4 separate regions of the Homo sapiens genome follow, and regions 2, 3 and 4 are each linked to region 1. Evidence: chromatin contacts called from ENCODE Hi-C or POLR2A ChIA-PET data. All regions are on one chromosome and are shown on one strand. The core of a region is the stretch at or near the end of the contact, and the rest is flanking DNA. Distances in the headings are between cores, read along the strand shown.

Region 1 (6,991 bases), core at 4,365-6,864:
CTTTTTTTAAATTATTATTTTAAGAACAAAATCTGGGCTTGGCCTTGGGTCGTGTGGCTTCCCCAGGCCTCGCTTTCTGAACTTCTCCCCTCCTTCATCTCTCAAAAGCTGCTGGTGGGTCTGGGTTGAGGCCTCTCACTCTGCCTTCATCCTCCCTCCTCTAGACACATCCTCCTTTTGGGGAGGGGGGGATGCAAGGCTAGGACACATAGCCTGCTGGAAATCATTAAAATATATGCGAGTGTCTGCAAACACACACTTTTAAATCATGGCGTTTCCCCTCCACGCTGGTCTATTTAAACTCCAGAGCGAGCTGGATCTCCTCCCTCTCAGTCGTTTGTCTGTGTCACCGACAGGCCGCTAATGGCCGGGCTTCCAGGCGCTGTGCATTATGCATTAGCCTCCTCCCTCCGCCGCACACAGAAGGTTCTGTCAGGCCGCACCACACAAACCACCCTGAGCCCCCCCACCCCACCCCCCGCACTCAGGGCCGGGGGCTGCGCGGCTGCTAACGCGCTGGGAACGCAGGTATGGAGAGGAGGATGAGCACCGAGAGCAGAGTGGTTCGGAAGGTGGAATGGGAGCGGGTGAAATGTGCCGAAGATTACACCGTTTGGAATGCCCAGTCCGTTGTGAGCCCCAAAGCTTTGCTCCTGGCTGCGACCTTCTCGAGGCAACCATCCCGCGCCACTCACCTCTGTGACCGACTTTGTTGGGGGCGGGAGGGCAGAGGTATTTAGAGACAGATCAGCACCGCTTTCCCTTCTGCTGGTCCGTACCCACCTTCCTGCTGCAGGCGAGGGGCTGGCAGAGCCTTCTCTACCCCTCCAGTTCGGGAGTGGTACCGCGAAGGGGTTCGGGGTGGTGCGTCTTCGCAGGGACCCGGTGGGAGTGGAGGAGGGAAGCTGGATACAAAATGGCTGGGGCCGGAGGCCGGCACACTGGGTCCGAAGGCGAGTAGTTGGTGGTTCCCCGCCCCCTCTCCCGGCGGTTCCCACTCACTGCCCCCAGCCGGGTAAAATATGCGCAGAAGGCGCCTTGCTAAATAAGCAGCCGAGGCGGGACGTGGCGTCCGGGTTTATCTGCAGGAGCACCCGGCCCAGCGCGGCGGCGTCGAGGGCTCTTAAGCCCTTGCCGAGCGCAAGAGGCGGCCAGCCTCCCAGAAGCCTCCTGTATTATGCCCATTTGGTCGACACCCAACCACCCTGCGGGCCCCCGTAGTGTAGATGCCAGTTCACCCACACGTGCCTGTGTTCGGGGAGCTCAGGGCCTGACCCAAATCGAGCCCAGACCAGAAATTCCAAGATGGTTGCTAGGAACCACGGAGAGGCTGCCCTTAGGGCCTTCCTTCCCCAAACACCCAATAACCCTCCAAAGGCTAGGAAGAAGAAAGAACAGTCATGTTCAGCCTGGCGACCCTTAAGTCCAGCAGTCTTCTGCCCTGGGAGGCAGCTACCTTTAGATGTTTCCAGATGAGTGAAATCCTGGGAGGAGGATGCGCCTCCTGTTTGTTACCTCGTTTGAGTTTCAGAGGGGAAGCCAGCTGTGCCTTGTGCTTGGAGGATGGGGCAGCGGATGTTTTTTAAAGTGCCATTGGATAAGCCCAGAGTTCTTGTACAAAGTGACCAGAAGACTATAAGTGTGGGTGTGTTTTTAAAGAAAGGCTACCTCACATTATGTAAAAATACATTATCTGTACTCATCCGAGTCCCACCTGTTCCAGTACCAAGTGTCATCGCCCTGAGAACAGCCTCCGAGGAGGACCATCGGAAGCCTACACATACGTTATAAGCTTTATGATGTGGATCCTAGTATACGTTATAAATAAATCTTGCACACAAGGTTAGAAGGCCAGGGTCCCCCCAAACACAGGATGCCTGGCCTTTCCCCTAGGCCAGGGTGGAGCTGGAGGTGTGTGGGAGAGGCCCTAGCGGGTCTTGCAGAGTCAACCTGCCTTGAGAAGGGCAGCCAGGCTCAAGGCCTGCTCCTAGAAGGGCCAGCTCGATTGCCCAGTTGCAGGGCCTGGTTAGCCTGAGGTCGAGTGGTTTGTTATAATCAGGAGACACTTCCATGGGAAGGGAGATTGGTGGCGGAGGGGCAGCCCCCGCTGCTCCATCCGCAGCACCTCTCATTTCGGCACCTATTTCTTTATTTCTCCGTGGGCTGCACGGCCTCCCCTCCCATGCACTCCTTTGCTCACTCTCTCCTCCTCCTCTGTTTTCATTGAAATCCTCCCCTTGCTGAGTGCTGGGTATAGCAGCCTGACCCCCGGGTCAGCTCCCGAAGGGCTTGTGGGAGGGCAGGAGAGGAGGGGGCAGGAGAAGGGCCAAACCGCCGGCACCCATTGCAGGCCCCGCGGCATCCCCAGCTCCCTGAGCCCCTTCTTAAGTGAGGACACAAGATGGGATTGCCCTTCGACAGCTTTCTGCTTGTTTTCCCCAGAACAATTGGAACTAACCGGGCCAATAGGTGTAATCTCCCCTCCCCCCCTCTGCCTTATAGCGCCTCGGGAAAATCCCACATTTTAATTCCCAGTGAGTCACGAATCCCCCCCACCACTCATGCCTCTTAGGACTCCCTTAATAAGATATTTTTGAAATCCCACGGAGTTGAAAAATGTATCCCTAGGAGATGGAGGAGAAACCCTTTAATCCTACCAGCCTACCGTGGAGGCAAGATCCCTAGAAAAGGTGGGGGAGGATGTTGCAAATTACGTCAAAGGCGAATTTACTGGCCTGTTTGTCTCCAGCATCAAATTTCTCCCCCAGTCAGCCCTCCCCTCGGCCCCTTCGCATTTACAGCACCCCCACCACCCCTGTTCATTTTAACTCTAGGACTTTTTTTTTTCTTTTTCTTTTCTTTTTTTTTTTTTGAGACGGAGTTTCGCTCTTGTTGCCCAGGCTGGAGTGCAACGGCGCGATCTCGGCTCACCGCAACCTCCGCCTCCCGGGTTCAAGCGATTCTCCTGGCTCAGCCTCCCGAATTCTAGGACTTTTAAAGTTAGACAAACAGGCCTCTTTGTCAGCAGCCCCGGGAGGCCGTAAGACTCTGAGAGGCTGCAGGCCCCGAGCTCGGTTCCTGGATTTTCTAAAAGTTCTGGACGTTTACATGCGACTTCGAACTCCGAGAAAAGCCTGTGCCTGGGGGCAGAGTTGGGGAGACGAGGGGAGGGGATAGAAGGTGGCTGGGCGCCGGGCCAGGGCCTCTGCGGTTCGGCCTAACCGAGCCGGAAGAGCCTGGCACGGCTCCACACTGGCCCAGGCCAGTTCTCCCGTCCAGCCTGCAGCAGCAGAGCGGCCTCCTCGCCTGGAACCACGTTCAGAGTTTCCCCACAAATACCCAGCTTCAGCCTTCCCGGTTATTTTTGACTTGTTTTGAATAAAAGGAGTCGCTTCAAAAAGAAATGTTGCCACAACACACAACCAGAGGCCTTTTCTCCAGCTGTGTCTGTAACTCGCATGCGTTCAATCTAATAACTTTTAATGTCTGGTCCTAAAATGTCTTTATAAAAAATAGTTTTACAGCATAATAGTCCAGGTGTCTTTCTGCTTGTTACCGGAGATTAAAAAAATGTGTGGGTTGGCTTGCAGAGATATCCACCCCCAGAAAGACCAGGAAGAAAAAAGCGTGCATTCCATTCTGCAGGCGCTGGTCCTGGAAGCGTTCGCGGCCCAGCCTGGCTGGGCACTGCTCGCGGGGGCACTTGCTCGCCTGTCTTTTGCATCAGTTGTTATAAGCAGCTCTGGAGCATGAAGATTTAATTCTGCCGAAGTTTCGGGTTTCAAACGGTAGAGATGTTTCACTTCTGCTTTGAGAAGGGCTGTTTTTATAACTATGTGCTGAGAACTAAAACAGAATGAATAAAATCGCACCTAATACCAGTCCCACAGTCAGTAGTGAGTCTAATTTTTAAAAGGGAAAATATCTGCTAGCTAGAGCTGATTTTGGCCTTGACCTTGACTTAGTAATCAACTTGAGATGCTTTTGATTATTTTTGGCATGGGGACACTCCAGGATATTTTAAAAACTTTCCGTGTGGATTTACAAGCCACCTCCATTTCAGATTTATGTTTCATGGAGCCTGCACCATCTTGTCCTTAGGCAGAAAGAGACACCCCACCCCCTTCCCAGTATAAAAAGACCCTAGTGGGCAGCCGAATGGGGTCACCATTGGCCGCGAAGTCCGGGCCCGCAGTCTGGGCGCGGTTAGTCCGGAATACCCCCTCCCCCACTCCTACCCCTTCCCGCCAGCTTCACCAACTAGGGCTTCTCGGCTCGCCCTTGAGGCTTTGCGCTCCGGGGAGGCCGGAACCTCGCTTCTCCGCTTCCCCCTCCCTCCCGCCTGCCCCCGCCCTCCCCCCGCGCCCAGAGCCGCGCCGGGTGCGCTGGAGAAGCTCAATACGTGTCAATTGAATTGAACTGCTGCGGGCGCAGGCTGTACGCCGCCGCCAAGCACCGATCAGCACGACGTTACCGAGTGGAAATTTATGGGGCGAACGGTGTAAGCCAAAAGTTGCTCCCTGTCAAGGAAAATAAAACGCGGGAGATAATCTCCCAACGCCGGGGCGAGGGGCCTGGGCAGCCCCTCCAACCATCAGAGGTACAGACCGTGAAAATGCTCGAGAACCGGGAGAAATACAGGCGGATCTCCGCTCGCCGACCGCCCCCCACACGCCTCCCGGTGCCTCCACGGGCTGCTCCCCCCTTCCCCCACCTCCAAACAATTCCCACACAATTGAAACGTCCGGGGAACTCGGGCGCGGAGTTCAGGCGGAACGGCCACCGTTGCCTGGGGTGGTGTTTTCAGGTAGCTTTTAACACCGAAATGGGAAAGGGCTCCTCTGGGAGGAAGGGGCAAACTGGGGTGGGGGTGAGCACGGGAGCACACAGGCCACGCTCCGCTGGGTCTCGGAGGGGACGAGGCCGGGAGAGCGCAGCGCTGGTGGCAAGAGGCGGCGGCAGCGGCTGCTGCCGCTGGGGTTTGACAGCTTTGGCTGAGCGGAGTGCGAGGCGCTTTATGGTAATTGCGGTCCTCCACTGGCCTTCTGGGTAGCGAGGGGAGTCTCGGCGCGCGGCTGGGAGAGCCGCCCCCGCCGCCCCCATCCCTTCGGCTCTGGCTCTGCCGGCAGCCCTCGCCGCCGCCGCCGCCCAAGTCGGTCTCCGGCTCGCCCAGGACGTGCGCCCGGGTCGGGCGTGCGCAGCCAACTCGGCCCGAGCTGGGGAGGGGAGGCCGGGGGACGAGGAGGGGGGGCGCCACCCAAGTGGTCCGGGGTTCGGATCCAGAGAGGCCAAAACGTGCCGGGCCGTGCATCGATGACGGCCGGGGAAACTCGGGCAAACCTTTCCTGGGGAATCACCCCTCCCGAAACCCCGCCGCGGAGGCGCCGCAGCGGAGGGTGAGCGGAGACTGGCGGAGCTCAAACTTGCGAGAGCTGGAGGCGGCGGCGGGCGGGCGGCTGTCGCCCGAGCGCTGCGCCTGCGGGGGGAGGGGAGGCGGCTGTTGGGAGGGAGGGAGGTAGGGCGGGCGGGAGGGAGGACGGGCGGAGGGAGGGGGAGGAGGAAGAGGAGGGAACCAGGGAGGGGGGACGCGTTGGGATCGCGGCGTGCGGCGGCAGACGGAGCCTGGGCTCCCAGCGGCAAGGTGAGGCAGAGCTGCGCTCCTCGCTGAACGCGGGCCGAGCTCGGCGGCTGCGGGGGAGACGCGCAGGAGCCCAGACCGCGACCGAGAGCGGGAGCTAGGCGGGCGGCGGCGGCGGAGGGGGAGCCCGCGAGCCGCCGGGCGGAGAGCCCAAGCCGCGCTGTCGCCGCGCAGGGACGACTTGGCCAACACTCACACACACTCACACACACCCAGCCCGAGCGGGCGCTCGCGGCGAACCGTCAACATGGCGCTGGGGCTCCTGCCCGAGCGCGGGCGGCGGCGGCAGCGCGGGAGCTGCTGAGCTCGGCCAAGCCCAGTCCAGCTGCGGGAGCCCGGAGGATCGCACGGGGCTGTCGCCACCTGCCCGGAGGCCCCGAGCCCGCCCCGCCCCGCCCCCACCCGGCCCAGAGCCCACCCCTCGGCGGGGCCGACCCCGAGGGCAGCCGGCTGCCAGCAGACGGCGAGGGAGTCGAGTGAGCGCGGCGCCGCGAGCGGGCTGCGGGCAGCCGGGGACCGCAAACTTTGCTGCTCGCCGCGCTTCTCCGGCCCGGCTCCTTCTCCGCTCGTTAACGTCGCCAACCCCCCCCACCCCTCATATCTCTCTCCACCCACCCAACCGCCCCCCGCTCCTTCTCGCCGCCTCGAGTCCGCTTGGGGGAAAACTTCAAAGAGCCGGATCGCAGGCTCCCTGCCTACTCCCCCACCGGGGATTTCAGGTCAGTGCCCGGAACACCTTTCCCCCGGGAGACCGCGGACGGGTGGGCGGGCGGGCGCGCTGAGGGCTGCAGTCGGCCCCCTCTCCCGGGGCCCCCTCCCGCAGCGTACCCCGCGAAGCTTTTGCCTCGCGCTTCCCTTTGGCTGCTTGGCTCGCTTTCGTTTTTATTTCATAGCTATGTTATTTAAAATGCAGCCAACCTAAGCGGCCCCGCGTGGGCACCAGGGAGGGAGGGGGCGCGGCTGGGGGCCTGGCGCCTCCCGGTGGGCCAGGAGGAGAGCAGGGAGTTCGCAGAGTGGAAGTTTGCAGCCTGTGTGTGTCTGTGCGCGGGAGCGCGGTCGCCGCTGAGCGCCGCGAGTCGGGCGGAGGGGGGGGAGGTGGGCTGGAAGCTGGGAAGCTGGGTTCGGCGTTAGCTCGCGAGCAGGAAGGGGAGGGCAGCGGGTTGCCGTCTGCTTTCTTTTTCGACTCGGGAAAGAACTGTAAAAACCCCCAGCCGCCGCCACCGCCGCCTCGTCTCGCCTCTCCGGGGGCCGGTCGTTCCTCCAAGTGGAACGTCGGCGTGTGCGTGCGCGAGGGTGTGTGGCGAGTGCCTCGGGCCGAGCCGAGCTCGACCTGCCGCCGCTGCCGCGCAACTC
Region 2 (6,991 bases), core at 1,432-3,931, 230 kb after region 1:
AATGACGAGTAGGAGTTGACCAGAATAGGAGGGGGTGGTGAAGAGGCTGGAGCATGAGGGAAGTGGTGAGGGGAAGGGAGAGAAGGATGGACGGAGTGCTGGGACCACATTTGCCAGGCCTGTCAGGGAACTGGGATTGATGGTTTGATTGGTTTTCCCTTCCCTTTGTCCAGGACATCAGGAAATGCCTAGATTTTGGTGTGTGGCGGTGGGCGGGTACGGGGCTAAGAATATATACCAGGTGGCTGTGGAAAGAGAGAGGTGGGTGGGGGAAGGAGAAGAGGGAGAAGGAGGACAAAGAAGGGAAAAGAGGAGGGAGAGAGGAAGGGGGGAAGAGAAAGGAGGAGAAAGAGAAGAAGAAGGGGGAAGACGAAAAAGAGGAAGGCCGGGCGCGGTGGCTCATACCTGTAATCCCAGCACTTTGGAAGGCCGAGGCAGGTGGATCACCTGAGGTCAGGAGTTTGAGACCAGCCTGGCTGACACGGTGAAACCTCGTCTCTACTAAAAATATAGAAAATTAGCCAGGTGTAGTGGGGTGTGCCTGTAATCCCAGCTACTTGGGAGGCTGAGGTGGGAGAATCACTTGGACCCGGGAGGCAGAGGCTGCAGTGAGCCAAGATCGTGCCACAGCACTCCAGCCTGGGCAACAGAGTGAGATCCTGTCTCAAAAAAAAAAAAAAAAAAAAAAAAAAAGAACAGAAGGAGAAAGAGGGAAAGAGGAGGGGGAAAAGCAAGAGAAGAATGAGAAAGTGGAGTAGGAAGAGAGAGGTAAAAGAAGAGGCTTCTAGGACAAAGGACTTTTTCATAATGTGGCCTTGAGCCAGCCTGGGCACCTTGACTAATCTGAAAGCCTTTGCTTTGGGGACCTTCCCTTGCCTGTTTATGTCCTGTAATTGCTCATTTATTCATCCATTCCATCCACAGGTACTTACTGTTTGGCCTCTACTTCCTTATATGTTAACTTAAGGTTTTCTTTGCATGTTTTTTCACTTTAACAAATAGATATTGGGATACAGCGTAACAAATACAAGTGAATCTACTGGCCAATGGAACAGCGTATTTGAGATCTGTAGTCCAGTGTGTTCACTGCTGCATTTTCCTTCCCTCCCTCCTTCCATCAGCCCACCCACTCTCACTTAGCAAGTTTTGGCTTGAGAGCTTGCTCCGTGCCGGGAATAGGACGTGGCAGTTCATGTGCTCAGTATCAGCTAGGATTAGCTTTGGCTGAGAGTAACCAAAAAACCCCACATGACATTGGTATGTCCAAGATAGCATTCACTTTATCCCTCGTGTTCAGAAGGTCCAGATTTAGGCAGTGCCAGGAAGCGCTGGCATTGTACAGGGTTAGGGACACCGGCTCCTTGTTGTCTGCCAGGTATGGCTTCTAACATGGTTGAAAACCATGTCTCAGCTACGTGCAGTGGCTCATACCTGTAATCCCAGCAGTTTGGGAGGCCAAGGTGGGAGGATCCTTTGAGCCCAGGGGTTCAAGACCAGCCTGGGCAACATTAGCGAGAGACTCCATCTCTAAAAAAAAATAAGCCAGGTGCGATGGCACATGCCTGTGGTCCAAGCTACTAGGGAGGCTGAGGTAGGAGGATCTTTTGAGCCCAGGAGGTCGAGGATACAGTGAACCATGGTCACACCACTGCATTCCGGCCTGGATGACAGAGCAGGATCCTGTCTCAAACAACAACAAATAAAATACCATATCTAGACTTTCTTTGACAGTCCTCCCAACCAGGTGGAGCCTAATTCTCCTCTGAATATGGACCAGACATTTCCAATGAATTGAATGAACCAGAGGTGATGCTGTGAGGCCAGGTTGGAAAAGGTGATATGGCTTTCACCTCTCTCTCTCTCTCACTCCTTCTCCCCCTCGCCCTCTCTCCCTCTCTCCCTCTCTCCCTCCCTCCCACATGTCTTTGAAGCACTGAGCTGCCATTTAAGAATTTGGCTACCCTGAAGCTGCCATGTTGGAGAGAGATGCCCAAGGTATCCCAGATATTCTATTCTGCACAATCCACTCCCCACCCCTGCCAGTCTTCACAGCCCAGCTGCCAGACACGTGACTCTGCCCCGACACACATTTCTGCCCCTTCTGGAGCCTGCTAAGCCCACCACCCCACTTGGAGACAGCCTTCTTTTTTTTTTTTTTTTTTTTTTTTGAGACGGAGTTTCATTCTCGCTCTGTTGCCCAGGCTGGAGTGCAGTGGCACGATCTCAGCTCACTGCAAGCTCCGCCTCCCAGGTTCACACCATTCTCCTGCCTCAGCCTCCCGACTAGCTGGGACTACAGGCGCCCGCCACCATGCCCGGCTAATTTTTTGTATTTTTAGTAGGGACGGGGTATCACCATGTTAGCCAGGATAGTCTCGATCTCCTGACCTCGTGATCCGCCCACCTTGGCCTCCCAAAGTGCTGGGATTACAGGCATGAGCCACCGCGCCCCTTCGGAGATAGCCTTCTTGAGGGTAGAGGTCTCCCTAGAGCCTGCAATGGGGCCCTCTGGGGTCCTGAGGACACCGACATGCCTGCTGCCTGGGTTGGCAGCTGCTCACCATCTTTGCACTATCTTCTTACTGACAGCCCCCAGGTGACTCAGAACGTGTGGTTGACGTGGAGCCACTCAATTTCCTGCCTCGCCTCTCCTCTGGCCTCCTGGCTTGCAACCAAGTCTTCCTATCTGGGGGGTTGAGGGTGCTGTGGCTTCACACTGGCTTTCTCAGCTCCTCCCTCTCCTGCAGGGACTAGGTTGGCGGATCAAGGGAGGAGGAACAGTGGCCCTCATCCCTTCCAGTGCAGTGGGAATGGCACTAGATTGGAGATCTAGGCTGTCATCCAGGCTCTGCCACTAACTGGCTCCTGAGACTTGGTAAATCCCTTTACCCCTGGTCACAGTTTTCTTATCTACAAAGCCTTCATAGATTGAGGCTTTGTAATGCTCTAGTACAGTCATGTGTCACTTAATGAAGGGGATATGTTCTGAAAAATGTTTGGTTAGGGGATTTCGTCATTGTATGAACATCATAGCATATATTTCTACGAGCCTATGTGGTATAGCTTACTACACACTTAGGCTACATGGTATAGCCTGTTGTTCCTAGGCTACAAACCTGTACAGCATGTACTGTACTGAATACTGCAGGTAATTGTTATACAGTGGTATTTGTGTATCTAAACATCTCTACACATAGAAAAGTTACAGTAAAAATACAGTATTATAATATTACGGGACCACTGTCGTATATACAATATGTTGTTGACTGGTACGTCATTATGTGGTGCATACTTGTATTTATTGAGTGTCCACACTATCCTGGGGTTAGGCTCTTTGGAGGATCCCAAAGAAATTATATCATTTAGTGATTTTTCCATTGTGAACCCAACCCAATTCAATATTAGCAAAAGGGGAAATTGATTGGTTTATGTTACTGAATGGTCCAGAGGTAACCTACTTCAGGTATGGCTTCATCTAGGGCTTAAATGATGCCACCAGCACCCATTATCTGCTCTGTTTCCTCTGGATGGGTTTCATGGTTACACACAGTAGTGGTTCCCTGCCCCCACCCCCCAACCCCATCCAGATTCCTGGAACTTCCAGCCCCCATTCCTGCCACCTGCCCACCCAATTGTAGCTGCTCTACTCTAGAACTCACATGCTGTACAACCAAACCCAGCCCAGAAGAGAGACCCTGTGTTCCAGCATTCCCATCAAGAATCCTGATATTCACTCTGATTGGACCAATTTGGTCATGTGTATCTTCCCTTTTGAATTAAGCCAATCTGGTTGATCCCTAGAGCTGGATGTGCAGCCAACTCCAACTCCCTAAACTGCCTGGCTGGGAGAGGGAGGAAATAGATACTGGCCACTTGTGTGTGTGTGTGTGTGTGTGTGTGCGTGTGTGTGTGTTAGGATGGGGGTGGCTTATTCTTAAAGATCTTACTCAGAAAGGAGGCTGAGGCAGGAGGATCACTTGAGCCCAGGAGGTCAAGGCTGCCATGAGGTGTGAATGTGTCATTATACTCCAGCCTGGTCAACAGAGAAAGACACTGTCTCGAAAAAAAAAAAAAAAAGCGAATTTATGATTTACACTCAGGATGCAGAAAGCATGACTTGAACGATCCTTCCTTGTGAAATTTGACAAAGGGAAAACTCCATGTGAGTTCAGGGGACAGGGAGGGCTTCTTGCAGAGGCAAGACTTGGATGCTGAGGAGAATTTAGGCAGAAAGAAGCCTGGGGTTGGGGTAGACGAGGACCTTTTTATGTGTGATCTGCAACCCTGCAGCTTCTCCCAGTCCCAGCACTATATCGATTGCAGTTTGAATAGGTTGTAATTGTGGAAGCAAAAACTTCAACAAAGGAATTTTCAGGGTATGCAATTCAGAACATATGTTGAAGTCCTAACCCCTCAGTGCCCCAGAATGTGACAGTATTTGGAAATGGGGTCTTTAAAGCGGTAATTAAGTTAAAATGAGGTCATATGGGTAAGCCCTAATCCAATATGGCTGGTGTCTTTATAAGAAGAGGAAATTAGGACACAGACACATACAGAGGGAAGACTGTGAAGATATACAGCCAGAAGACAGCCATCTACAAGCCAAAGAGAGAGGCCTCAGAAGGAACCAACCCTGCTGGCACCTTGATCTCAGACTTCCAGCCTCCAGAACTGTGAGAAGATAAAATTCCATTGTTTAAGCCCCCCAGTGCATGATACTTTGTTACAGGCAAAGCCCTGGGAAGCTGGTTTTCAAAAGTGACCATGAACCCCACCTTTCTTTGCCCTTTCCTGGGAGGCTGACTCTGCTCCTCACACAGACCGGCTATGCTCCCAGCAGGATGCCATGGTGAGGGGGTCTCTCCTACCCCCACCCCCGGTTATCCCATAGCTGACACCTTAACTGCAGGGGCTTCACCAGCAAAGCCCTCTTAGATACTGAAAAGTCATCTTCATCCTGAAGTTCCTTTTGGTCACTTGCTTCTCACTGTCTCTAAGAATTAAACCCTTGCCATCTCCTCACAGTGTATACTTTGGCAGAAGATGAAGCCAGATTCAGTTATTTTTCTTGAAATAGGAGATGGAATTTTCCCCAATGTAAAAAGAATGGTGCCCGATTCTTGTGGGAGGTGGACGGGGCTGGCGCTGGCACTGCAGGTCTTCCTTTCCCTCAGAAATAGCCCCACAATGGCCTCATTTTCTAAAACTTGCAACTCAGCAAGTACTTCAGCCTTTAGCAAGAAGAATCCACTCTGCTCAAGTTGAAAAGTGAGAGATCCATTTGTCAATGTAGGCAAGCAAGCACTCAAGTAGTGGAAATTGAAGAGTTCCCCCAGTGCCCGTCCACCGGCCTTGGGGTTCAGGCATATCACCTCGATGGATTCATGGTCAGAGACAGAGATGTACACGTGGGCTTTAGCTTCTCCTACACCTGATGGGGACGTTGAATAAAAAAGTGGGATATGGGGGTGCGGAAGGTAGATGGTGTTGGCAAGTAGCAAGTTTGGAGGGGGAGGGGAGGAGCCCTGGGAAGCCAGGGACAGTTGAAGGGACTGGGGACAGGCAGGAAAAGGCCTGGAGGGAAGGGAAGCATTTTTCTCATTGGCCACGGACAAGGTGATCCGAAGACCCTGGATGTGAGCAGGTTTTTTTTTTTTTTGAGATGGAGTTTTGCTCTGTCGCCCAGGCTGGAGTGCAGTGGGCATGATCACGGCTCACTGCAACCTCCACCTCCCGGGTTCAAGCAATTCTCCTGCCTCAGCCTCCCGAGTAGCTGGGACTACAGACACGTGCAACCACATCCGGCTAGTTTTTGTATTTTTAGTAGAGACGGTTTCACCACGTTGGCCAGGCTGGTCTCGAACTCCTGACCTCAGGTGATCCACCTGCCTTGGTCTCCTAAAGTGCTGGGATTACAGGCGAGAGCCACCGCGCCTGGCCAGCAGGTCTTATTATTGACTTGACCCTCATATAACAAGCCCTGCCGCCCTCCCCACAAGATCTCAGAGCAGACTTCAAGCCGACATATCTTGCCTTAAAATAACAGAGGAGGCCCAGGCTGTCTTTTGCCCTCATCCTGGGAGAAGGACCTGTAAGAACTAATTTTTTAACAGAGTGATAAAAGGTAAACAAATCAGCCTGTTTGGGGGGTGGGGGTGGGGGAGGAAAAGGGCAGTGAGAGCTTATGGGTAGTGGGGTGATTGTGAGTTGCTCTCTTTACAATGGGAACCGGAAAGATAATCTTTCTGGAGCATTGAGGGCTCCAGTTAGAATCTTCCTTCCCTGACAAGGGGTTTCCTTCCATTGTTGTGTGGTCTTGAGGCCCCCTTCCTTAGCTCTTGGGGGCAGGCAGTAACAGTGGAGGATATGTACCAAGGGTTGAAGAGTTGGAGGGGCTGAGCTGGAGATCTGGAGGAGGAGCCCTGGGCTTCACAGCCATCACGGGGGCCGGGGAAGCTGCAGGGCCTCTGAGAGGCATCTTTGAGATTTGGGGGCTCCTACCCTTCCTAACCCCTGCCCACTCTCACTCCCCAGCGTCTCTGCACATTTCCAAAGACCTCATTCAGACCCCGCTGCTCCTCCCTCCCTTCTTTCTTCCCCCTTCCTCTCTCCCTCCACCTCCTCTCCTCCCACCTCCTGCCTCTCCTGGTCCTGCCACTTCCTTGTTTATCCTACAGTCTGATGAGGGGAGAGAGCTGCCTGCCTCAGGAATAAGTTTCCTGGTAAATTAGCTGCCAGGATTGAAATCCATTTTGATTCTGCCCATTATTAAGTATTGTTATTTCTGCTGTTCATTACCAGCTTGTTTCCTTGATCAACTCTTGGGAACAAAGGCTCTTCAAAGCATTTCCCACAGGGGAACCTGTGTGGCCATCACCACTGTGCCCCAGTCTAAAGTAACCCGCACTGACTACCGTGCCACGTGGAGCTCTTCAGGGCCCAAGCAAGGAGCAAGGTCTTTTCCTTGCTGGCTTGGGAGAAGGCACAGGGC
Region 3 (6,991 bases), core at 2,885-5,384, 200 kb after region 1:
CATAGACCCCAGTTCTTGATGGGAGGAGTGTTAAAGACTTTGGGGACCATGTTTTAAAATGGCCTCAGTTTCTAGTCTTATACAATTCTTCATGTAGTGCTTTATATTTTACAGTGTTGGTCATCTCTAATATTTATTTTGACCCTCACAACAGCCTTCTGAAAGGGGTAATGTTACTGTGCCCATTATGCCAATAAGGAAGCTGAGGCTCAGAGAGGTGACTTGATTTGCTCAAGCTTCTGTGGCAACAAAACAGAACGAAACAATGAAACACTCCTTAAACCCACGTTCCCAGGTAACAGATTTTGAAGGTGTGTGTCACGAAGATGAGAAGTACAGAAAGTTGTTGTTCTTTGTGAGCAATTATCTTTCATACCTTCCAAAACAATGTTTTAAAATATCTGATGGATTGTTTGGGAGACCTGTCACTTACACTAAGACAAAAGACTAAACTGAACATACTCTTCATGGAGAATCTCTTGGGCTGCTACCTCTGGTCTTCCTTATCTCACTGTCGAATCTGCCAACAATAAAATGCTAATTCATCTAATACAAATGTGGAGAATTGTGGAAGTCAAGCTCAGCCAGACTGGCAGCTCACAGGGTAAATATTTGATCAGTGAGTAAAAATTCAAATTTGCACTATTTGCTGAAGGTGAAAAGTATATTAGGGAATGAATGTAATGGGGGTTAAGTAGGCCTGTAGGAGGTCTCCTCTAGGATTCCACCCCTGGAAGCCCACAGCTTCTTGCTGACCCAAGTTATAAGCAAGAGTGGGCTGGGCGGTTCCAACCAAGACCACCCTCCTGATGTGGCTCGCATTGGCTGGTGTCGTTTATGTGCACAGCCACAGTGAGTACCACACTGTCCCCCAACTTCTCCCCAGATCGTTTTAGAGAAGTGCTCTAGGCATTCCTTTTCTACTACCAGGTAAGCCGGAAGCCACTCCTGGCTTCCCTGCTCAGCACCCAACACTTCGTTCTGGGCCATAACTTGTGCCAGGGGAAGTAGCTTCAAGGGGTTTGCAGCAGGGAGTTTAGGCCAGCTGTCAGGAGGGGAAGTGAGGGCTGGGGTTAGCCCCGAATGTTTACTCAGTCCCCACGTTTCCCCAGACCTGTCCTGCTCCTCTTCAAGACCCTTAATATTAATCCAGAGAGAGAAGTCGGGCTGCTGAACAGCCTAGGCAAGTTGGGAAGCTGGCAGGTATGTGAAGAATGTGCTGGTTATTTCAACCACCAGGCTGGAGAGTGGAGCCGGAGCCCTGGATTCTTTGCTGGTGAAGCTACATGGCTGGGGAACAAGTAACAGCTGGTCACTGGCAACTCTTGGGAGGAAGGGGGGCTGAGCTGGCGGCTGGAGAGGAACACGTTCGCCACAGCCGATGGGCCAAGCTATGGATATTTTGTGGTGCTGATTGGGTTGTCTTATTTAACTGTGGTTGGGCTTGTCCGAGGGTCGTCCTGGGCTGCCTAGTGCCCTGGTGGGTGGCACAATGAAGCCTAATGATCAGCCCTGCAGAAGCAACCCTTAAACAAGCCGGAAGCATGAGGCCCCCTGCAGTCGCAAGCTGTGATGGCCGTTGGTTCCCGGGACTCAGTGCCTGAGTGTAGGAGGAAAGCACAATGGAGAAATCAGACTAGCGTTCTCCTCCGTGGGCCTGGGCCAACTAAAACGCAAGGCTGGGCTAGGGTCAGACCAGGTTCCAGACAGGCATCAGCCTCCGGAGGAACAGTGAGGGGGCGACCAGGCCCCGAGGTAAAGAAAGAGATTGATCTGTCCAGATGTGCTAGAAGCCTAGACATTGAGGGAGGGGAGAGGGAGTGGCTGACATGGAGGGGCACCGCCCAGATCTCTCTTTGTGGAAGGCCTGGCTGCCCAGCTGCAGGCTGTGTAGTCTCCAGACAGCCTCCAGCTGTCAAGCCTTGGGCGTTTAAGAATGCCTCGGCCAAGGCCACACTCTCCTGGGGTGGCCCATATCTGGTGCTGAAGTGGGGTGGGGGGCCTGTTATAAAGGGCTTGCCTTTGCTGGGCACGGTGGCTCACGCTGTAATCCCAGCGCTTTGGGGGGCCGAGGCGGGCGGATCACAAAGTCAGGAGATGGAGACCATCCTGGCTAACACTGTGAAACCCCGTCTCTACTGAAAATACAAAAAATTAGCTGGATGTGGTGCCGGGCGCCTGTAGTCCCAGCTACTCTGGAGGCTGAGGCAGGAGAATGGCATGAACCCGGGAGGCGGAGCTTGCAGTGAGCCGAGATCACGCCACTGCACTCCAGCCTGGGCGACAGAGTGAGACTCCATCTCAAAGTAAATAAATAAATAAATAAATAAATAAATAAATAAATAAATAAAGGGCTTGCCATTTTGGCCGGGAACTCTCCAGAACTCCAGAACTCTCTCCTCCAGGTTAGTCAAGACTCTGTTGGACCTGTATCCCAGCTTGACTACCCGCTCTGCCAAGTCCTGCTTGCCCCCCACTTCCTTTCACAGGATCTGATCCCTCACAAATTCCTCTTAACCCCCAATATCCATCTCAGCGTCTGCTTCCAGAGACCCCAGCCTGTGGTAGAGAGTCCTTGGGAACCAGCAGGACTCCAGATGCCATTTTATTACAGTCTGGGGGGTTTTGTCCAGTTTCCCTTAAATTGTTCCAGAGGTTTCCTCCACTGATTGTACTTTATTTCCCCTTGCTTTGAGAGATTATTCCAAACATAATAGACTCCTTCAGTAGGGCAACCCCTGCCCCCAACCACACATGAAATTTCTTCAACTCCATTGCATCCTCCCCAGACACCCTTCCTGCAGCCTGAGGCCAGTCCTGCCCCTCTAAAGGAGACCTTTCCCCCCTTATATCTGTTCTCCTCTCTTGTTCCTGATGACTGTGGCTCTCTGCCAGGGTCAGTCGTAAGGTGTCCCTCTGCACACAAAATCCCCATCTCCTGCCAGACACTGGGCCTTTATTGTTGGCATGGGGACAAGCCAAATTGCTTGGCAAACCGCACACTGGCCCTTAGTCACTGTCTCATCACTGTGGCCATCGCCGCTGCCTTGATCTTCCCTCTCCAGCTCTCAGTCCTCACCGTATTCTCTGCCTTCTTCCCCTGGCACAGACAGGGCCAGCCTAGGAACCCCAGATGTCACCTCCTGAGGGCCCCAGGGAGGCCTAGCTCATAGCTTAGATCCTTGGCTCATCAGTTAGGAACTTCTCTGACCTGCTTGGCAGCCACCTCCCCTCACACCAGATGCCTAATTAGTAGCTCAGAATGTCCTTTTCCTCCTTCTCTTTGGGCTCCACCTTCACCTTGATGGGTGGCCCCAGAGTCAGAGCAGAGAGGAATGGCCATTGGAGGCAGGGGCATATTTCAGGCATTGCATGGCAAGGGCGGGGAGGAGATATTCCCGACTGTGTCCGTGGTTACAGCTGGTTCAATTCTATTCAATGTCTATTTATTGTACGCTGTGCAGTGGCAGTGGGTGGCTGTCACCTGCTGACGTAGGGCCTGCCAGGGTGCTGTTGGCCGTCCAGCAGGAAGCGCTGGCCGTGTTGCTGTGGGGAGACCATGTGGCTTCTACCATCCGCTGAGGGGTCAGCGATGGGGAGGGCATTGCCAAGGGTTACAGTGACCTGTTTTAAAGGCTCGCTCTTCGCCTGGCTGCACATGAACCTGCTCTTCCAGACCTGAGCCTCAGCGAGGGAGAAGGCTGGCCCCAACCAGCTAACAGACCTCCAGGGGGACCTGAGGGAATTGCTCCCCTTGCCCAGGCCTGAGACAGGCTCCCGAAGGCTTCATTTACACAAACAATCAAAAAGCCAACCCAGCCCAGATGTAACGCTCACATTTTATTGCTTGCAGTGTTTTAGTTCTAATTTGGCTTCATTTGGAATAGAGGTTTTACTAAGTGGCATAAATTGAGCCTAACAAGTTTTAAAACTCAAACACCAACACCCTAAATGCTTAAAACTGTAATTGGAGAGATATAAAAAGTGAGTCGTCAGGGAGGGGCTTTGAGGGAGGCAGAAGAAGGAGGAGGGGAAGAAATGTAATTTCCGTCCTACTTGGCAGGAGATTTAGTTCCTGCTTCCCCTCCCCCCAGGCTCCAGCCCTGTCCCCTCCCCTGGTGGAGAATGTACCCGGAAGCCTCCTGAATCCCTGCCAGTGCCCTCCAGGATGTTTTGTACATAGTGGGTGCTTAGGAAAGATTAGGTGAACTAATTATTTTCTTAGATGTGGCTGTGGACAGAAGGGCCAAAGTGGATTCCTTCGAGGGGACGCGTTTGTCCCTGCAGGGGAGATCTGAGCTGTCTCCGCTGCCCCCTCAACCCCGCCCCCATTGTGGAATTCTACATGCTGGAGAACTCTCAGGATCTTACTTTGTAGGGAAATTGGAGGCCACTTGAGACCTCTGGGCTCTTCTGCGGATTGCAGAGGGTACCGATGGGAGGGGCCGGTGCCTGGCCACTTTGCTCAGGGGCCCATTTCCCTACTTCTTGTGTGAAATATGGTGGAGGATGATGCGTAGGTGGGGAGAGCAATCCATGTGTGAACTTCATGGCCCCGTGAGTCCTTGAAGAGGTGGCCAGGCCGCTGTAGGGGCCACATGAGCAGCTCTGCAGGCCAAGCCTGACACTTTGAGGGACCAGTACTCTGATTTTCCTTCAGTGCACCAGCCCTATTCCTCTGAGGAAGAGTGCCATACAAATAAATAAGCAAGAGTGACCATGGGAAGCATCTCTGAGTGTATGGGGGAATGGGTGGAAGCCAGAGAGGTCATTCAGGGCCCGGCCGGCTTCCCGGGCCAGCCTCCCTGGCTACACTTGCCAGTATTGATCACCCTCTCTCTCAGGAACCGGTCAGCACTTACAGCCATAGCCCCATGATTTAGCACGTGCTTATATAATGCTTTGGGTTGCATACAGCAAGGTGGGATGGAGGGAAAGCCCACTTGGCAGCAGATGCCTCCAGCTGGTGGCTGAGGTCTGCCTTTTGTGGTCAGGGTGATCTTGGCCAAGCCCCCAGGTTTTCCAGTTTCACTTCCTCTAGCTATAAAATGAGGGGTGATGGTACCCACAAAACTCTTGAAGGCAAAAATATATCATACAAGATGAAAATGTTTTATTATCTTTTTCAGTTGATATGAAAATACCTTGTCCTAGGACACTCTTGATACCGAGGATCAGAATACTATTTAAATTAGCTCAAAGACACGGGAGGTTTAGTAACAGGAGACAAGGGTCCCTTGTATAACCCAAAACTACCACGGATCACGGGGCCAGGGACTGAGACTTAGAGATCTAGAAATGAGGCTGGGCTCTGTCCCTCTCCCTCAGCCTGGGGCCCACAGTCACTCCTCCCCGTGGTTCTCTGGGTGACTGATGTGTTCTGTCTCTACTCGCTGACTCTTCCTTGACTCCTTTGCCTGATTATGTCTAACTCAGTTTGGCTGCCCCAAATGGCGGCTCTAACTCTGTGAAATGGCCTGACAAGCTCCAGGGCCCATAAATCCTCTCTGACTGATTTTCTGTCTCTGAGTTAAAAAATCTCAGAAGAGAATCTCATTGATTCAGTCGGGGTTAGGGATTGGTTCCGCCCTAGATCAGGTATATTGGCCTGGCCAGTCAGCAGTGGTCAGGGAGGTTTGGTCATGAGGAATATTGGAGTTCCCTAGCCTACCCCTTAAGCAGGGACTATGGATAGATATATGGGGGAATTTAGCAACAGTCATCTCCAGAACATTTCTTGAGTACTGTGTCATATTTTTTCTGAATATGCTGGAATACAACCCAGAGCCCTGAACTAAGAAACAGCTCAATATATGGTTGCTAATTGTTTGAGGAAAAGTAACTTTCTGTCCAAACTCTGTTGTCTGTGTTTCCTCCCCACTGCTTGCTTCTCATCTGGGAGTGGAAGGTTTCAAGGAAGGGTAATTATAGCCAAAAAGCTAACTTCTCCAATATATAAAAAGTTCCTAGAAATTAAAAAAATCAGTGATCTGATAGGAAAAATATGCAAAAGATATGGACACATAGTTTATTGAAAAGGACCTACAAATGGCTTTTAAACATGTGAAGTGTTGCTTGCTCTCACTTATAATAAGAAAACACAAAATAAAACTATACTGAGATATTATTTTTTTACCTAGAAGGTTGGCAAAAGAAAAACTGATAACACGCTATGATGGTGAGGCTGTCTACAGATGTGCTCTCTTACATTGCTTGTAGGAGTATAAATTAGTCCAACTCTTATGCAGGGAAATTAGCAATATCTATCAAAATTTCAAATGCACATGCCTTTTTTTTTTTTTTTTGAGATGGAGTCTCACTCTGTCACCCAAGCTGGAGTGCAGTGGTGCCATCTTGGCTCACTGCAACCTCTGCCTCCCAGGCTCAAGTGATTCTCCTTCCTCAGCCTCCCGAGTAGCTGAGACTACAGGTGTGCACCACCACACCCAGCTAATTTTTGTGTTTTTAGTAGAGACAGGGTTTCAACATGTTGACAAGGCTGGTCTTGAACTCCTGACCTCAGATGATCTGCCTGCCTTGGCCTCCCTAAGTGCTGGGATTACAGGCTTGAGCCACCATGCCCTGCTGCACATACCCTTTGATCCAGCAATTCCATTTCCAGGAATTTACCCTACCTGTGTATGTATTGTATGTTGTATCAATCAATTGGCTATTGCCACATAACCAAGCATTCCAAATTTTAGTGCCTTAAAACCACAACCATTTATTATTTCTCACTATTTGTTTGGTTGGGCGGTTCTGCTGATTTGAGTTAGACTAGGTTAATCTTGGCTAAATTCACTAGTGTGTCTGTGGTCTGCTGGTGGATTGGCTAAGAACTGGCTTATCTAGGACAGCCTCAGCTGGGCAGTATGACTCTGTCCATACCTGCTCTCATCTTCCAGCAGGCTAACTTGTTCTCAGGCTGGCCCGGGCATGTTTCATGCCAATTACAGGCAAACAAAAGAGGAAACGGAAACTTCAAGTGCTT
Region 4 (6,991 bases), core at 3,128-5,627, 160 kb after region 1:
CTGGCACAGCACTGACTAGGGGGCCCCAGGCCTCTTGACCTGGGCATCACACCCAGGTTCACCCTGTGCTTTTCCCCCCAGGTACTAAGATGGCTGTTTGCTTCACACATGCAGCTGGTGTGTGTGTGTGTGTCTATGTAGAGGGTCTTTCTTTCTTTTTATCTTTCTTTTTTGCAGAAACCTGTTTCTTGCTATGTTGCCCAGGCTGGTCTTCAATTCCTGGCCTCAAGCAATCCTCCCGCCTCGGCCTCCCAAAGTGCTGAGATTACAGGCATGAGCCACCACATCCAGCTCCTTTCTTTTCTTTTCTTTTTTTTTTTTTTTTTAAGACGGAGTCTCGCTGTGTCACCCAGGCTAGAGTGCAGTGGTGTGATCTCGGCTCACTGCAACCTCCGCCTCCTGGGTTTAAGAGATTCTGCTGTCTCAGCTTCCCAAGTAGTTGGGATTACAGGCGCCTGCCACCATGCTGGGCTAATTTTTGTATTTTTAGTAGAAGTGGTTTTCATCATGTCAGCCAGGCTGGTCTCGAACTCCTGACTTCAATCTGCCCTCCTTGGCCTCCCAAAGTGCTGAGATTACAGGCGTCAGCCACTGCGTCCAGCTCCTTTCTTTCTTTTTAAATAGCTTCTTTAAAAAAATTGTAATCAGTGCTAGCATAAAATTAGAACATAATCTCACAGTCTACAGAAAAATAAATACCAGGTAGATTAAAAATCTAAACATTATAAAAAACTATAAAAACCTGGGATGAAATCTTATGGTGGATTATGTAATAATCATGGGGGTAGGAAGGCCTCCCAAACACAAATAACCCACAGCATGTGAGAAGATGCTCACCCTCACTTTTAGGCAGAGAAATGCACATCCGAGCAGCAACAGGATGCTGTTTTTTACCCATCACGTTGGCAAAAAGAAAAGAATGGTATTGGAGATGGTAGAAAGAAAGAGGCACTCTCAGCCAGGTGCGGTAGCTCACGCCTGTAATTGTAGCACTTTGGGAGGTTGAGGTTGGCAGATGACTTGAGTCCAGGAGTTTGAGACTAGCCTGGCCAACATGGTGGAACCTTGTCTCTACTAAAAATACAAAAATTAGCCTGGTGTGGTGGTGTGCGCCTGTAGTCCCAGTTACTTGGGAGGTTGAGGCAGGAGAATTGTTTGAGCCTGGGAAGCAGAGGTTACAGTGAGCTGAGATTGCGCCACTGCACTCCAGCCTGGGCGACAGAGCCAGACTCTGTCTCAAAAAAAAAAAGAAAAAAAAAAGAAAAAAAAAAAAGAAAGAGGCACGCTCATGCTGCCTGTGAGGATTTAAGTTGGGGCAGCCTCTTTGGAGAACAATTCTACCATATTTGTGCATTTAAATGTGGTCATAGCCTTTGGCCCAGAATTTCTACTTTTAGGTCTCATTCCTTCAAACCAACATGAGCAGACAGGCATATATCCAGGAACGTTTACAGCATCATTGTTTTATGACAAAAATTGCGAAGCAACCTATATGTCCAGTAGAAGGGGATGGTTACATAAATAAGCAATATCCATGTCATGAAATACTATATAACAGTTAAAAAGTATAATATGGACTGAGATAGAATGTCCTTCCAGAAATGAAGTGAATAAAAGCCAATTGCAAATCCATATGTATAGCCTGAGTTCATTTGTACATAACAATCCCTGTGTGTGCTTATTAACACAGAGAGAAAGGCCATGAGCCCTACGGCCAGGCTGCAGGCATGGTCCCTCTAGGGAGAAAAGCTGTATCAGGAAGCAGAGTGATGGGAGAGTTTCACCTTTTTTTTCTGGGAATTGTTTGCTTTTTAAAATAAGCACACATTACTTGTTTTATTATTATTATTATTTTTTATGACGGAGTTTCACTCTATTGCCCAGGCTGTAGTACAGTGGCGCCATCTTGGCTCAATGCAATCTCCGCCTCCCGGGTTCAAGGAATTCTCCTGCCTCAGCCTCCTGAGTAGCTGGGATTACAGGCGTGCGCCACCACGCCCGGCTAATTTTTGTATTTTTAGTAAAGATGGGGTTTCACCATGTTGGTCAGGCTGGTCTCGAACTCCTAACCTCGTGATCCACCCGTTTCGGCTTCCCAAAGTGCTGAGATTAAAGGCGTGAGCCCCCGTGCCAGCTACTTTTTGAATTAAAACAATACAACGCTTAAAAAAATTTACAAAGCAATGCATACCCTTTGCAAAAGGCTAAGGAGACAGGGAGAAATAATTATAGTTGTTGTATTTGTTGATTCTGTTACAAGTTGCATATTCCTTATCCTAAATCCTGGGACCAGAAGTGTTTTGGATTTTGGATTTTTTTTTATTTTGGAATATATGCATATGCATGATGACATATCTTGGGGTTGGGGCCCAAGTCTAAACACAAAATTTATTAATGTTTCATATACATCTTACATGTGTAGCCTGAAGGTAATTTTATACAATATTATTAATAATTTTGTTCACAAAACAAAGTTTTGATGGTCTTTTGACTGCGACCCATCACATGGGGTCAGGTGTAGAATTTCCTACTTGTGGTGTCATGTTGGCATTCAAAAAGTTTTGGACTTTGGAGCATTTCAGATTTTTGGTTTTCAGATTAAGAATGCTCAACCTCTACTACGTGTGCCTGGCACTGTTCTGAGATCTTGATATGTATAATCTCATTTAATCTTCACAATATAGTACACTGAGAAGAATGATGGCCCCATTTTACAGGTGAAGAAACTGAGTAACTGAGAGGCTAGCTAACCTGCTCTAAATCACACAGCTAGTAAGAGGAGAGCTAGGATAGAGGCGAATCAAAGTCACCCATAATCCCATCTTTCCTAGAGAAGGCCACTGTTAAGATCTTAATATTTGTTAACCGTGTTATGCGTATACGTGCGTGTGTTTGTGTATGCACATATAAGAGGACCTTTAATTACAGATATGTGACAAAATCTTATCCCATGACAGTTTCCTCCTTCCTCTTTTTCCTCTTCCTTGCTTTGGCTTTGACTGGGACCTTTCCCCCTACTTTTGGGGGATTTTCCAGGACACATCTGGAGAGTCTCTTTTGTGCAGATCAGGAAGCCAGGCTCTTGAGTAAAAAATAAGGCCTTTGCTGAAGCAGAGGAAATCAGAAAGACCACCTGATGGCAACGTTCTTGGAGGGAAGGGACCCCCAGAGGTGACATGCAGGTGGGAAGCACAAAAGTTGCCAGGCCGTGGGGGTCAGTGGGTGACTTGGCCAAAGATGCTACCCCTGGCTTCTTCGATGCTGCAGGGACCAGGCCTGTGTCCAGTTAGGCTGAGTTGAACCCTGTGACCATTTTGAAAAAAGGGCTGTGGACAGAGTAATAGAGAATGTGTTCTGGATACAGAAGCCAGGAAGTCATCTCAGCTTTGAGGAGGGCTGGCCAGGGGCCAGAGTTCAGGGGAGCGCTGGCCCTGGGCTTGCCGAGCATCCAAGCTCTCTAGGCCTGCCCTCGACCCCCCAAGCCCTTGTTCTCACCCCACCCCAATCCACCCGTGGCCCCTCACCTTCCATAGCTGCACACTCCTTATTGTTCAGGAACAAAGGCAGTTCAGATTTTTGAAAAAGAAGGAGAACAAATAAACTCCGCGGAACTCATCCTGCTTGTAAGTGAGCGGGTGGCTCTGGCCCCCGACTTGGGGAGTCATGCAGGCCCTGGTGGTGGTGTCGGGAGGTGGTGGGGGGGCGGGCCCTGGGACAGCTTAGCTGGAAGGGAGCGGGGGCAGGGAGGTGCAGCAAGATAGGAACCGTTGGTGATTTATGGCGCCAATAAGCACAATGGCTCAGTCTTGTGGTTTCCCCTTAAGATGTGTCTGAGCGCAGCCCCCTTGGAGCATCACCTATGTGTGCTGAGGTCAGGAGCCCAGCGTCTCTGCTCTCTGCCAATGGGTGCCCGCCCCACCCCCCGCTGGGGGCTCAGGGAGCGCCCCTACCTGGGTCTGAAGGGCGAGGGGAAGATGTACAGGCATGACGTGGAATGTGGCTTCAATCAGGAAGGTGCAGGGGGACGAGTTGGTGAGCAGAAAGGTCTGGCTTCCTCTTAGGGACAGAGCCCAGGATGCATAGACTGGGAGGGTATTTTGGAGAATCAGCCAGTGAGTAGATTACATTTTGGCGGCCGTCTTGCTGCTTTGAGCTTCAGCCAGCCTGCCCTGGATTGTCCCAGGCTAGAATTCTGGGGTGCTGGAGGTACCAACATTTGTTGAGTGTCTACTGTGTGCTGGGTGCTGGGCTAAACCCTGAACACTTCACTTCTGTTCTTTAAACTTTACAATGCCACCCTGCATAAGTATTACTATTAGTTTCATTTTTCAGATAAGGAAAGTGAAACCCAGAGAGCTCAAATAGCTTACCCAAAGTCCACGGCTAGTAGGAGGCAGAACTGGGATTCAAACCTAAATTTGTCCAAATCTAGAACCTTTGCTTTTAAATGCCACACCTGAGGGATCTCAAGTTACCTTAAGAACCAAGGAGCCCTAGTATGCTTCAATGCTTAAGGGTTGAGTTTGCTAAGGGGCAGGCCTGGCAGAGGTGGTGGGGTGGGGTGGGGGACAAAGAGGACACGGAAGCAGGTCTCCAGAAGCCCTCCAAAGTGAACCTAGACTACTCTCTAAACAGCAGACTGTTTCCAAAGCCTGTGCAGTCTGGGGTCCACTATGACCAACTGATCTGCTGGTAGGCAACTGGCACACTCACCTTGAAGACTAAGACATTTTTCTTTCTGAAAGTTTGACTTCAGGACTAACTCCATCTGGCCTGTTGGCTTCCAGTGCTGTTCCTGACTGCAGAGAGAGAGAGAGAGAGAGAGAGAGAGAGAGAGAGAGAGAGAATGCAACGTTGACTTGTAAGCTAGTGGATGTCAAAGTTCTGGCTTCCCACCGTGGACTTCAGCCTTGGCCGCTTTCAGTTGTCGGGGTCACTCAGAAGCTCATCTTTGTTTGGCCATTTGTTGGGCTAAGAGTGACCAGGCAGATGGTTCTCCTGGGCACAGGTGGCTGTCCTGCCCCTTTCCCCTCCCTCACCCTCCAGCAGGCTCCTGTGTGTCTTACCCCTCCCTCTGCAGCCAGGCACTGAGCAGGGATGTTTCCCTCTCCTCTAGGAGCTCAGATGCTGGAAACAGCATTACCTTCGCTTGAGGGAAACGCGGAACCAGCCCGAACGGAAATGTTGTCAAGAATCCCAGTGCCCATTACTTCCCTTCTGCTAGTGCCACTTTAACAGCTTGAGCCTTCCCCTGTGGGCTTGCTGGGGCAGGTCAGGAGAGTCTCCTGCCAGTGCTGGGCCACCGGCTTCTGGCAGGCTGGAGAGACCTGGCCCCTCAGGCAGGCTGCACGGCCGCCCAAGAAGGCTGTTCCTTGGCTGCCTGGGCCCCTCCAGGCAGTACCAGCACACTCTCCGGTGGCCCGAGCGAGGTCCTCTGTGTGTGGGGAGGTACAGGCAGGCCCTGCTGACTGCAGGCCCCTTTTTTGCCATTCACCGGCTGCTTTCTGCACCCCAGGTCGACGACGCCGGGCAAAACCTTGGCAAGATGGCACTGGGGGGTGGAGGGTTGTACAGCCACAGGTTCTTCCTGGGAGGGCCTGGCTGGAGGTGAGTCACTGAACCCCCTGCAGTTGAGTCCATTCCTCTCGGAGAGCTTAGTGATGTCCTCACAGTCAGTGGCCTCCAGGCTTCTGGGAGGGAAAGAGCCGTGGAAGAGGCTGCCTGCCTCCTGGTGATGGCTCAGAGAAGGGGCGCTCCCCAGGGCCTGGCCGCTACCAGCCGCACGAGCCCCGAATGGACATACGCAGATTTGTTTTTCATCTGTGACTGAGAGGTTTTCAGGCCCCTTTGGCACGAAGATTTCCCTGGCTCTCAGTAAACCAACACTCTGGGGCGTGACAGACCTAAGCGACTGGCATGTACAAGGCCCGGGCTACACAGAGCCACCAGGAGGCCCACCAGCAGGCAGGCTGGCAAGGCTGGGTGACAGCATGAGTTTTGGAGTCAGATGGAACTGGGTTCAAATTTTGGCTTCATAATCTTGTGAGTTATTTTCCTTCCTGGCTCCCCAGTCTCCTGGTCTGGAAAATGAGGACAATAAAAGATTCTTTCCAGGGTTACTGGGAGACTTCAACTGGATAGCACTTGTAAGAGCTGAGGCCGGGCCCCTGTAATCCCAGGACTTTGAGAGGCCAAGGCAGGAGGATTGCTTGAGCCCGGGAGTTTGAGACCAGTCTGGGCAACATAGCAAGACACCATCTCATATTTTGTTTTTTTTTAAATTATTTTTTTTTTGAAAGGGAATCTCACACTCTCTCCCAGGCTGGAGTGCAGTGGTGCAATCTTGGCTCACTGCAACCTCCATCTCCTGGGTTCAAGCAATTCTCCCACCTCAGCCTCCCAAGTAGCTGAGATTACAGGTGTCTGCTACCATACCCAGCTAATTTTTGTATTTTAGTAGAAACGGGATCTCACCATGTTGAACAGGTTGGTCTCAAACTCCTGACCTCAAATGATCCAACTGCCTTGGCCTCCCAAAGTGCCGGGATTACAGGCGTGAGCCACCATGCCTGGCTGTCATTTTTTTTTTTTAATAGAGCTGGGCTCAATGCCAGCCACATGACAAGTGCTCAGGGATGTAGCTGCTGTGACTCTTCCTGGGTGCTTTGTCTCCCATCCTTGGCAAGTACTTCCTCCTTGCTCTTCCTTGTTTGCCCACCGTCTTTCTTCAGGTGCAAGGTGGTCTCAGGCAGCCACAGGGGCTGGGAGGAGAACTTATCTGATAAACTTATTCTTAACCGGCAACAGGATCTGAAAGTGTTAGTGTCGGGAGTATTTGCTTTTTTTTTGAGACAGGGTCTCACTCTGTTACCCAGGCTGGAGTGCAGTGGCCCGATCTTGGCTCACTACAACCTCCACCTCCTGGGTTCAAGGGATCCTCCCACCTCAGCCTCCCAAGTAGCTGGGCCTACAGGCATGCACCACCACATTC

What was found. A loop is a pair of places that touch in the nucleus more often than their neighbours do. ChIA-PET counts read pairs that join two places held with the same protein, here RNA polymerase II (POLR2A). Pooled maps may share reads with other maps.
Region 2: a map with no recorded cell type shows a loop between it and region 1 (7-fold over the local background). The contact joins the enhancer-like site here to the promoter of BCOR in region 1. A Hi-C loop is called at or near these places in 1 of 168 maps with a recorded cell type or tissue (naive thymus-derived CD4-positive, alpha-beta T cell), 16 of 37 single-sample maps with no recorded cell type and 12 of 50 pooled maps. POLR2A ChIA-PET finds 5 or more read pairs at or near these places in 6 of 52 experiments (AG04450, HEK293, activated CD4-positive, alpha-beta T cell and 3 more).
Region 3: a map of PC-3 shows a loop between it and region 1 (4-fold over the local background). The contact joins the enhancer-like site here to the promoter of BCOR in region 1. A Hi-C loop is called at or near these places in 16 of 168 maps with a recorded cell type or tissue (IMR-90, MCF 10A, PC-3 and 10 more) and 20 of 50 pooled maps. POLR2A ChIA-PET finds 5 or more read pairs at or near these places in 6 of 52 experiments (AG04449, HEK293, HepG2 and 3 more).
Region 4: a loop to region 1 is called in a map with no recorded cell type, with 5 times the contacts of the local background. The contact joins the enhancer-like site here to the promoter of BCOR in region 1. A Hi-C loop is called at or near these places in 4 of 37 single-sample maps with no recorded cell type and 5 of 50 pooled maps. POLR2A ChIA-PET finds 5 or more read pairs at or near these places in 2 of 52 experiments (B cell and HEK293T).

What each region holds. Positions count from the first base shown.
Region 1 is chrX:40,096,581-40,103,571 of GRCh38, reverse strand. BCOR (BCL6 corepressor) reads left to right here and starts at 5,614. Exons shown (of 15, transcript NM_001123385.2): 1 at 5,614-6,357. It overlaps LOC107985687 (translation initiation factor IF-2-like), which reads left to right. Exons shown (of 1, transcript NR_171574.1): 1 at 1-1,836. RefSeq lists enhancers at 443-1,033, 2,704-3,224 and silencers at 4,311-4,420, 5,121-5,290, 5,421-5,540, 5,561-5,790, 5,851-5,900 and 1 more.
Region 2 is chrX:39,866,066-39,873,056 of GRCh38, reverse strand. No RefSeq gene overlaps it. Among named protein-coding and RNA genes, the nearest start is that of MIR1587, 32 kb to the right of the region's middle. Within about 2 kb of position 2,681, at least 2 of the 41 ENCODE cell types and tissues checked have a DNase peak (open chromatin) inside an H3K27ac peak, as active enhancers do.
Region 3 is chrX:39,891,959-39,898,949 of GRCh38, reverse strand. No RefSeq gene overlaps it. Among named protein-coding and RNA genes, the nearest start is that of MIR1587, 58 kb to the right of the region's middle. RefSeq lists enhancers at 528-1,509, 6,806-6,991. Within about 2 kb of position 4,134, at least 4 of the 41 ENCODE cell types and tissues checked have a DNase peak (open chromatin) inside an H3K27ac peak, as active enhancers do; they include PC-3, where a contact is called at or near this core.
Region 4 is chrX:39,934,402-39,941,392 of GRCh38, reverse strand. LOC105373180 (a long non-coding RNA gene) reads right to left here. Exons shown (of 5, transcript XR_949028.3): 2 at 4,714-4,799; 3 at 3,951-4,084; 4 at 3,525-3,543; 5 at 2,299-3,326. Among named protein-coding and RNA genes, the nearest start is that of LINC03053, 71 kb to the left of the region's middle. RefSeq lists an enhancer at 4,205-4,434. Within about 2 kb of position 4,377, at least 3 of the 41 ENCODE cell types and tissues checked have a DNase peak (open chromatin) inside an H3K27ac peak, as active enhancers do.